2 separate regions of the Homo sapiens genome follow, and region 1 is linked to region 2. Evidence: chromatin loops called from intact Hi-C (ENCODE). Cell type or tissue: IMR-90. All regions are shown on one strand. Each heading gives the region's core, and the rest is flanking DNA. Links, peaks and the distances in the headings are about the cores only.

Region 1 (5,376 bases), core at 269-5,268, 140 kb after region 2:
CGAAAGTGTATTTATAGTGATGTGTGGTGTGGGGAGGATGAGTGTGTAGAGGACACCAAGCTAGGAAACATAAACATTCGGTCTCCTTCATGATGACCTTCCCTGGAAGGGTCTGAGCACATCCGTCTCATCCCTTTCGTTCCCTATTTACTGGGAAGAAATATTCAGCCACATAGAAAGACACTATTCACCTTCCTGAGTATCTTAGTTCACTGTTACCCTTACAGAAGAAAAACAAGGATTAAGAAACTACTCAATGCTGTGCACCTTTCTGCAGCTCCACTCCTGGAGGAAAATGGGCACAAACACAAGAGGATGGGGGAAAGCAGAGGTGAGAGAAAGGCAGGTCATAATAGCCATTGGTTTGGCTTAATATCCAATGCAGGCGAAAATCCAGTTGACAGCTGTTTACTATGTCACTGCAACCCAAAATGAAACCTACGGGGTTTCATGTGAGGGAGGAGAGGCGGAAGACAAAGCAGGGTGAGACTGTTATGTGAATATGCGTAGGCTGACTATGACTGTCTCTGTATTTCTGATCAGGGGCAATCAGTAGAGGGAACTGCATGAGAGAAACTAAAATACTTGAAGATGGCTCTCTCTTATCAAAGCGGGGCCTGGCAATCTAAAGAGGGCTCATTTGATTTGTCTGGAAAAACAGCAACTGGGTCTCAGTCCTGGCACCTCATTTTGCGATAACGTCTGTAACTAAACCCGGCAGCCTTGCATTAGGAAATGTAGTGGTTAGGCGGCACTAAGTCCTTTTTCTACGTATTAGCGGTGTGACATCAGGTTGCTCATCCGTAAAATGGGAATCTAGCTCAGAGGATGTGATGAAGAATAAAGGAAATTAATTACTGCCTGTGAATCATCTAGCATGACAAGTGACATAGCAACCACTTACTGTGAGTGGTTATTACCATGATTAACATTCATAATAACAGCAGAATTAAATAGTGGTAGTTATGCTGATATTAGGGGCTGATTATCTTCACCCATAAAATAAATTTCCTGGTACCGCTGGCTTTGAAAAAACAAACAAACAAAACAAGAGCAGAAGCTTTGGGGTGAGATCAGCTGCCAAAGAGTGACGAAGCGAATTTCCACTCACCATGGGCAACAGAACCAGGAGGCTAAAAAAAGCAGTGGGCAGAATGTTCTAGATCACTGAGCTCACAGTACTTGGAGCAGAAACAGGAGGTCAAGAAGGAAAATTGAGGTGAATCAATTGCCTGAGGGGAGGTCACAGACCTGAGAATAAAGGTGGAGCCTCTGAGGTTCTACTGATTTCTCCTTACCTTTTCTTCTTTTTTCTTAAGGGGATGAGAACAATCCCCTTAAGAAAATCCCCTTTGTTATCTGAAGGATCTCAGCTAGGGTGGGATGTGGCTGGGATTGCATGGGTGCATCTGTTCTTAGGCCTGAACTTTGGCATGGGACAGCCCCAGTTTTAACTTTTGTCCTGCCACTTTTTCGCTATGCCTAAATAACAGAACCTCTCGGCCTCCATTTCTTTGTCTGTAAGATGAGGGCAACATGAGTGCCCGTCTCAAATGTGCAATAAATGGTGGCTATGATTATGATAAATACATACTTAAATCAGGGGATGTCACTCTTCACTTTGATTCTGGTTCCAGAATCGGGATGAACATCGAGGTGGGGAACATTTCTTATACAGGAGCCATCATCTCCTGGTCGTCCTCGGAGCCCTGCCTGGAGGACTATTACCATATTATGTACAGGCCCAACTGGAACAGCATCTTCTCTGGCTATCTTCGCTACAGCTTCCACCACGAGGAGAAGGTGCCTCGAACGATCAGCTCCGTGGTGCTGGAACATCTTGCCCCTTCCACTCTCTACTTCCTGTGCATCAGCTGTAAGAAGGCTGCCTTCCCTTACAGGCACTACTGCACCATGTTCCACACCCTGGATAAGAGTCCGCTGGCTCCTGGAAGCTCCCTGGTAGACCCCCAGATCTCCCTTTGGGTGCTGATGGCCATTCTGCTGGCCTGCTTCACAGCCGTCTTGGCCTTCATCTGCCTCCAGTTCTGGTGTGTCCGTTGCCATGAGCCGCGATGGTCTTACAGGGCTGGCCACATGGAGGAGGCCAATGGGTTGGTGAGATGGCCAGAGGAGGCCCCGGATCTTGGTCAGAGGGAGGAAGACCTGCAGGGGCTCCCCCTGGTGGAAATGCCACGCAAGAACTCCAGAGATGGAGCTGAACTGGATCCCGAAGCCAACCAGGATGCCCCTGATGCGGGTGCCTTACAGAGGGGGGGTGGTGACCCACCCGCTATACTGCCTCATTGTGGGGAATGAGAGTGGGGAGGAGAGCGCCCGCATCATGTAGCCTAAAGCTTTCCACACAGTAGGTCGTTTGTACAAATGTGTCTATAGACTACCCATTTCTCTCCCATCAAACGTCACTGCTATTGTAGGTCACCTGGGTTGGATGAATGCCCCATGACAAAGCTTCTCAAGCTGGAAAATGTATCCCCCAGGGTATGCCAAGGCACAAACGAGGCATCTCAGCAGCAGCGTCCACTCGGAGGACACAGTTAAGAATTGAAAGCATTGTTTTAACATTAAAACAAACATGGATATGTTATAAAGTAGAAAGCAAAAATTTGCATGACAAATAAAACACAGCACTTGAAGGAAACACTTGAGTTACAAGTAGGCTCTCAGAGGTACACTTTTGGGCAAAGGTAGATGTCCAGTTTCCTCTGCCCTTGAGGGGATTATTTGGAAATAATTTGGGATTATTTGGAAATAATTTGTGAGAACCCTTGCTCTGGAGTGTTTTCCAACTTTTAGGCAATCACATACCACCGCTCTCTATTTTTTAAAACCATGGATTATCTTCACTATTATTAATAATACTTTCCTTTAAATTGACTCATTTTTTAAGCGTAAACTTATTTTCAAAGACAGCCTTATATTACTCCATAAGTGAAAAACCAGCACCCTCCTGCTGCAAACAGAAGGGAAGAGACATAAGAATAAACATCATGAAAACAAGATAATATTAAATAATCTGACTTAGCTTCTATTGCCTGCCAGTGATTCTGAGCTTAATGCCTGCTTGCTTGTCTTTGATAAAAAGGGAGATCCAGTGTTGGAGAGGTAATAAAGACATATTAGCACCAATATTTGTCTTTCTCCTTGATATAGCATAAGGTTTGAAAGAGAATCGAAAAGGGAAGTGCTGTTTTTACTTTGCGAGTCAGTGTTAGTTAAATGCCATGTCTGTGAACCACCTCAAATGCTGTCAGTCAGCTTCCCTTGATTTGAGAAAATTGTCTTGACCAGACTAGGCAGGCTGTTCTGGAGAAGACGCCTGTACTCTCCAAGCATCATCCAAGACCTTCCCAGTACCCTCTTATATCTATAGAGCACAAAATCCCAGAATCACAGGACGACACTGCAGTGAATCAACTAAGAAACAGCAGGAGCTGAGAAGCCAAGACGAGAAGCCCCACATCCCTATTCCCTTGCCTACCTCATGCATTCCCTGCTCGGCACCCAGACTTTTGCCCCCATTCCTGCTACTTGTGAACAAATAAAGATTCATATACTCACAGCTGTTTCTGCCTGGATCTTATTGCTGCCTTTTTCCTTTCTCTTTAGAGATAAGAGTCTCGCCCTGTCAGCCAGGCTGGAGCGAAGTGGTACAATCATGCTCACTGCAGCATAACACTCCTGGGCTCAAAGGATCCCCCTGCCTTAGCCTTCCAAGTAGCTACTGGTGCATGCCGCCATGTCTAGCTAATTTTTTATTTTTTATTTTTTTGGTAGAGACAGGGTCTCGCTATGTTGTCCAGGCTGTTCTCAAATTCCTGGCCTGAAGTATCCACTGGTCTCGGTCTCCTGAAGTGCTGGGATTAAAGGTATGAGCCACTGTGCCTGACCTCATTGCTGCCTTTATCTCTGCACCTTCTTACTCTTCTAATTAAGAGACACTTTTCTATTTGCTTTTTCTCACCAACCCTCTTCTAGGCAGGGTAGGGCAGGACTACTTACCTTGGATCCATAGAGGTAATAAGGCTGGACGTTGGCAGGTTTGTCTCGTTGTGGTTCTTGGGTGAAAGGAATGGCAGTCCGCACAAAACTAGTAGAAGCATAGGGATGGGAAAGAGTTAATATGGTCCTAATATTATTCTCCATGGGACACAGATAACAGGAGTGCTTCCTGGCCAGGTGAAGGTTTGCACTGGTACAAGTGCACTGTTTGTTAGGTGGTTGACTATAAAGGTACTAAACTCTTCTGACATCTTCCCATTCAACTGCCGTCTCCTTTCTATAGATGGGAAAAATTCAGTCTAGATTCCTGGGCTCAACCAGGGGCTTGTGGCTGCTCCGAATGACACTAGGCAAGAAACTAAGAGTGGACTTTCTCTAGGGCTCCACTCCTCTACCTCCAGTTTGGTTTCTCAAGAGCAGAGTTCAGCAAACTCTTTCTCAAAAGAGCCAGGCAGCAAATATTTTTAGCTTTGGAAGCCAGACGGTCTCTGTTGCAAGTACTCAACTCTGCTGTTGCAGCATGGAAGCACCCACAGACAATAATAAACAAATGAGCATGATCGAGTTCCAATAAAACTTTATCAAATACAAATCATTTTCACTTGTCACCAAATATTATTCTTCTTTGGATTTTTTCCCCTCAACCACCCAAAAGTGTGAATACTATTCTCAGCTCATGGGCTTTACAAAAACAGTCAGCAACTAGATGTGGCCTGTGAGCCACAGTTTGCTGCTCCCTGCTCAAGAGTGTTAAAGCTCCTAAATCTTTATAGAACTGGAAATCTATCTCACTTAGTGTGTGGATCCAGGTGCATTTGTGGATATCTCCCATACCCTTTCATTCATTCAACACACACTCATTCAATACTGGCCTTGAGCCAAGGCTTGGAGATACCTAGAAGATCTGCAGATGAATACATTTTTTTTGCATCCTTACATACTTATTTTGTATGTGAATATATATGCCTTACTCTTCCACTGGGTTATGAAACTTTGTGGGGATAAAGAAATTAGGTCTTGTCTCTACCTCAGTGCCTGGCCCCGGGCCGTGTGCACCTTGCAGGAGGCAAGTTCCACTTTGTCATGCGTATGTGTGCTCTGCAAATGTATGCTGTTTTGCAGGCATGCTTTCAGATACGTGGATATCCTTACAAACATACAATCTGATCATGTCATCTCCTTTCCTCAAACTCTTTCAGGGTTAATAAAAATGCACGATCCTGCCCTGGCCTGTAGAGTACTGCACAATCTGTTCCTGTGTTATCTTTCACAGCACCATTTCCCACCCGACTAGTTTTACCCTCATCAACTTCTTGGAGAAACCCTTAGAAACTTGTCTGGAATATTCTTCTC
Region 2 (5,315 bases), core at 316-5,315:
CAGGGCTTGGTTGAGGGAACGGCTTCTGGCTGTATGGCTGCATGTGACAAGCCACGTCCCCTCCCACCTCTCCCCAAACCCCTGCATCCCTGTATTCACACGGGTCACTCTGACTCAGACAGGTACTATTCGTAGGCAGTGTAGACAGCAGGAGGAGCACCGGGCTTGGGCTTCCTCTGAGCCGTGATGCCAAAGGTTGCGACTCCTGACTCTGGATAATTTTTAGTTGCTCTTTGTTTTCTCTGCCGCACTTTCCTGGTGCCCCACGCTTTTCTCTCTTCCTTCCCCTCTCATTCTCCCTCTAATGTGTGGTGCTTTGGTGAGCAAACCCTCAGCAGTCCTGACCTTCGGGTGACCAGGTGCTTGTGACCTACAAGTCAGAGTCCTCTCTCACAGTCGGCCACTGGATTTCCCTCACTGGCTCTCAGGAGTGTGACCAGAGTAGACTTGGGGCATGGCCATTGGGGTCATATGTTTATTTTTCATTGTGTTTTGTGACCTCAGCAGGGTGGGGGTCTTCCTCCTTACTCTAAGCTAAATCTAGGTGAGGTTTCCCCTTAGGGAGCCCAGCTATTTACAAAGTACACACGAGGGAGCAGGCTGGTCATTGACTTCGGGCTGGACCGTTGCCCTCTGAGCAGAGAACAGACCCATTTCTGGGAGCTGCCCGAGATCACTGGAGAAGGCAGCCAGCAGCAGCTGCACTGGAACAGTCAGAGCAGGGAGCCTCTTCCTCAACCCAGCTTTTTGTCATTCACTTCCTTTTGTTCTCTCTCTGGTCACTGCCCTTACCTGACCCTCACAGAAAGAGAGCTCTGAGCAGGTGAGGGGGTCTGCGGTGGCTCCTGTCTTCCCTGCAGCAGGGAAGGAGGGCCGTGTGGTGCTTTGCTAGATAGGACGGTTTTTGCAAAGCACCTGGAGATGTTTGCTGGGAGATAGACTCCCACTCCACAAAGGTGCTGGGTGGCTCTCCGGACAGGAGCTGGCCTGACTCTCACTCCTCTGAGGCTTTCCTGGGGCCTCCTCCCATCCTGCCATGAGCAATTGTTTGCTCTTGAAAACCTCACTGCAAGGCTGAGGCTGAGCTTCTGATTCACCACCCCAGGGCCTCCTTATAGTTCTCTGCACACAATAGGTGCTTCTTGGATGTTCTTGGGTTTGGAAATAAGTGGAAAATACGGGATGTACCCCTGGGGGAAAAGCCTGGGTTGGGTTTAGAAAGATCTCAGGAAAATGAGTTTCTCTTCCCTCAGGGTGGCTGTGATACAGGTTCCCCATGTCCTTGCCGTGGGTCATCCTTGCTGTGGGTCATCCTTGCTGTGGAGATCCATTCCCCACCTTTCCTGTGGCCCAACCTTTTATTTAAATGTGCTACCCTCTGCCTCAAGGCTTGGTTCCTGGAAAGTAAAGGTGAAAACATCCCCTTTCACCCCTCTGCAAAACAAACAAGCAACATCCTCAAAACCCAACCCCATGCCTCACAGAGCTTCCTGTGGCTTCTCCAGCCTTTCTCCCTCACATCAGGAGGTAGATAGCTCTGAAATGACAGCGCCACAGCCATAGTGACTGCATGAGCCATCTGAACCTGCAGTCCACCCTCCCTGGAACCACACCAGAAAGAGACCTGGGTTGTCGTTTTCTTGCTTTTTGTTTTGTTTTGTTTTATTATTTTCATATCACCTCCATCCCATAAAGTTGTACTGTGAACTGGAAGATGGTGGAATGTTTTGGAATTTGATAGACTTTCGGCAACCAGTTCTACTAATGCTTCACTCCTGGCTCTGTTCAGGGAGGCTGCCCAGGAGGAAGACTGGCCATTATGCATCCCCTTTTCTTTCCAGTGCCCAGTATGCTGTTTTGAGGTGTCAAATACAAATAAATCTGGGCTTAGGGAAGGAGAGACCTTATTCCAAAGCACGATTGCAGAAGGGGAAAGGGAATATTGCAAAAGGGAGAGGAAGGGGCCTTATGGGAATAGTGAAAAGGCTCAGACCGACCGATGGCAAGATCTGCAAGCGTCTCAAAGCCCAGGCAGAAAAGGACTTTTCTTTTATTGGAAGAAGTAAACATGGCTAGAAAGAACCACGTTCAGGGAATGACGTTGTGCCCAGCCTTTTTTTTTTTTTTTTTTTTTTTGTCTCCAGGGGAGGGGCTGTTTGCTGGCTCAGGCTGAGGATGGCCCAAAGTCCAGGGTCTGGTGGGGAGGAGGGAAGCTTAACTCAAGTTTGGGTTAGTGAGTTAGCAAGCTCTTTGTGCAGATGGGGATGTAGGTAAATCTTTTTAAAAGTGAAATTAACCTCCTGCCAATTTTACAACCCAAGAATTTTTTTTTAAGGGCCTTGGAGCCATCTCTAAAACAAACCTCAAGGGATTTAGTGCCCTGTCTCCCTGTCTCTAGAAGCCTTAGCCTGGGCACCTGGCTCAATCTTGTAACTGCCTGCTAGCCATAGATTCCTTTCAGCCTTGCTGACTTCTCCCTATAAAAGTAAAGCCTTTTTCTGCCCCAGCTCTGAGACACTTGCAGATCTTAAGGTCTGAGACTTGCTGATTTTCTGGTTGGAGTGTTTTTTTGTATTGCCATAGTCCCTTCCCCCTGAAGCAATAGCCCCTCCCCACCTCCTGCAATACGCCTTTCCAATCTTTATTGGAAGTCTCTCCCTGCCTACTTCCTAATTTATTCTTATTTGACAGAGGGTATGGAAGACTTGCAATTTGAAAACTGGGGACCAGTTCCAAAGTCAGTAATTGTGTTAACCACGTGTATAACAGCTCTGCTGGACACCCAAGAAAGCCATGGGAACGCCAACTGGAAAGGTCCCCTTCCCCAGGGGAGCCTGCGAAGGAGAGGTTCTGTAGAATCCAAGCCCACATTTCCAAAGTCACCCCCAACGCGTCCTCTCACACCGTCCACTGTGCGTTTGTATGTGTCTGGGATCCAGGGCAATGTGAATTTTCTTTTTATTTGGGAGATTGTTCACGGAAAACAGATCTTCTTCTCTCTTGTCCACCTATTAATTGTTTACAATATTTGTACATCTATGCAAAATACTTGAATGGGCCATGGTGCCTTTTTTCCTTGTTAGTATTTAATTAAAAATGAATTGTTTGTCATTTGCAATGTTATCTGGTTTGGCAGCTCTTTATTGTGTGTTTGTTGTAATGTCCTACTGCTCAGATTAGATAGGATTCATGACGTGGACTTCAGAAAGAGTTCCCACAAGGATGGTCAGTTCAGCCTATAAAGCCTTCATGGTGGACCCTGAGCCACAGCAAAGCCTATGTTTTCCTATGACCAGTAGAGGGGGCTGTTTGTCTTTACACCTGGACGCAGGCTGCTTATTAAAGGCCTGAATGATCCTGAGATTCTTCGATATGTTTTTTCTCATCCTACACTACTGCATATAGAAGACAGCTGAGAGCCTCTGCTCACCTCCTCATCTTATTAAGGCAAGGGATCATACTTTAAAGAGGGGAGACACTTGCCCCAGGTCTCTTGGGCTGGGTAGGCAGGCACAGCCAGGGATAAGGTTGGGTGTGCTTTCTGATTCCAGAACCCTGCGTGATATCACAGCTCGTATTCATTAGTGCTTCCCAGTCCATAAAAGGATCCCACCCTTATTCTCTCATTGATCCCTACCTCAATTTTGAGGTTCTCTCAGAGAGATGGAGGATTAATAACCATGATCGAAGGTAACAGTTACTCAGTACAGTCGGCCCCCCATATCCGTGGGTTTCAAATTCATGGATTCAACCAACAGCAGGTTGAAATATTTGAAAAAAAAAAAAGTACAACCATAAAAAGTAATACAATTTAAAAATACGGTATAACAACGATTTACACAGCGTTTACATTGTATTAGGTATTATAGAAATCTGGAGATGATTTAAAGTATATGGGAGGATATATGTAGGTTATATGCAAATACTATACCATTTTATATAAGGGACTTGGCCATCCTTAGATTTTGTTATCCATGGGGGTCCTGGAACCAATCCCCTGCAGATACCAAGGAACAGCTGTATTTAACATACGTGAGCCACTCACTGCATGCTGTTTACAAATAAGGATTATCTCGTTTAATCTTCACAAAAACCCTGAGAGAGGCTTCTTGCTCTCTGATTTTACTTTTTTTTTTTTTTTTTAAGACGGAGTCTCTCTCTGTCACCCAGGCTGGGGTGCAGTGGTGCAATCTCAGCTCACTGCAACCTCCGCCTCCCGGGCTCAAGCAATTCTCATGCCTCAGCCTCCTGAGTAGCTGGGATTACAGGTGCCCACCACCACGCCTAATTTTTGTATTTTTAGTAGAGATGACCTCAAGTGATCCATTCGCCTCAGCCTCCTGAAGTGTTGGGATTACAGGCGTGAGCCACCGCACCCAGCCTGATTATATTTTTCTAACCTCTCATGGTTATGAGGTTGCCTATGGACCCTAAAGACATCTAAACACAAATGCTTTCACTACTAACATGCCTGCTCATGAAATTGCTTCCCACTCACACATCCCTACCTGGTTAAGAGGCCACTCTTCCCCTGCTGTCAGCCAGTCTCTGGGGTGATGCTCACGTGTTGGTCACTAGCATAATGGAGAAAGCCTGGTTGGGCAGACCCTGGTTGAAGTCCTCACTCTGCTTGCTACTCAATAGATAAGTGGGCCTGGATAAGTTCCAGATTTCTGAGTCTCTTCACTATACAAATAATATACCTGCCTCAAAAGTGTCGTGATCATCAATGAAATTCTGTATGTGCAAGTCCCCAACAGGGCCTGTCGCAGGCTATGTGCTGAGAAACTGCTGACTACATCAGTTTACAGTTGCTTTGCTTAACATGCAGAGTTCTATTAGGATCTGCCTTGCATTGAGTGCTGGTCCCCAGGAGAGTTTGGGCAAGGAAGGACTGTGATATTGTTCCTTCAATCTTTTCTTTTTCTTTTATTCTTTTAGTGCGTATGATGTGCTAGGCACTGAGGATAAGCAGTAAATCAAAGCCAACTCTCATGAAGCTTATATCCAGATGGGGAAAGAGCACAGATCACAAGAAAATAAATGAATAAAGTAGTAGCAGATTATGCACAAGGCACAGTGGCTCAGGCCTAAAATCTCAGCATTTTGGGAGGCCAAGGTGGGAAGATCACTTTAGGAAAGGAGTTTTGAGACCAGCCTGGGTAACATAGCAAGGCCTCATTTTTACCAAATCTGAGCCTGGGAGTTTGAAGCTGTAGTGAGCTAGGATCACACCACTGCCCTCCAGCCTGGGGGACAGAGCCAGACCCTGTCTCAAAACACAAAAAACCAAAACAGATTATGCAACTGGGGGC

The links. Peaks named below come from ENCODE experiments on the same cell type or tissue, not always from the same donor. Only the 100,000 strongest peaks of a DNase experiment are listed, where the experiment ranks them.
Region 1: a loop joins it to region 2, with 5 times the contacts of the local background. A loop is called at or near these places in 26 of 110 quality-filtered maps.

The regions. Positions count from the first base shown.
Region 1 is chr5:157,339,805-157,345,180 of GRCh38, reverse strand. It overlaps CYFIP2 (cytoplasmic FMR1 interacting protein 2), which reads right to left. Exons shown (of 31, transcript NM_001037333.3): 23 at 4,024-4,111. FNDC9 (fibronectin type III domain containing 9) reads left to right here. Exons shown (of 2, transcript NM_001001343.4): 2 at 1,638-3,583. The coding sequence starts at 1,645. The coding sequence ends at 2,319. Among named protein-coding and RNA genes, the nearest start is that of FNDC9, 3.2 kb to the left of the region's middle. In IMR-90, for the core only: a CTCF peak has its summit at 2,181 (motif pointing left); no DNase peak of the experiment used is centred there.
Region 2 is chr5:157,475,112-157,480,426 of GRCh38, reverse strand. It overlaps ADAM19 (ADAM metallopeptidase domain 19), which reads left to right. Exons shown (of 23, transcript NM_033274.5): 23 at 1-3,123. Among named protein-coding and RNA genes, the nearest start is that of NIPAL4, 18 kb to the right of the region's middle. RefSeq lists an enhancer at 990-1,500. In IMR-90, for the core only: a CTCF peak has its summit at 3,298 (motif pointing right); a DNase peak (open chromatin) is centred at 3,306.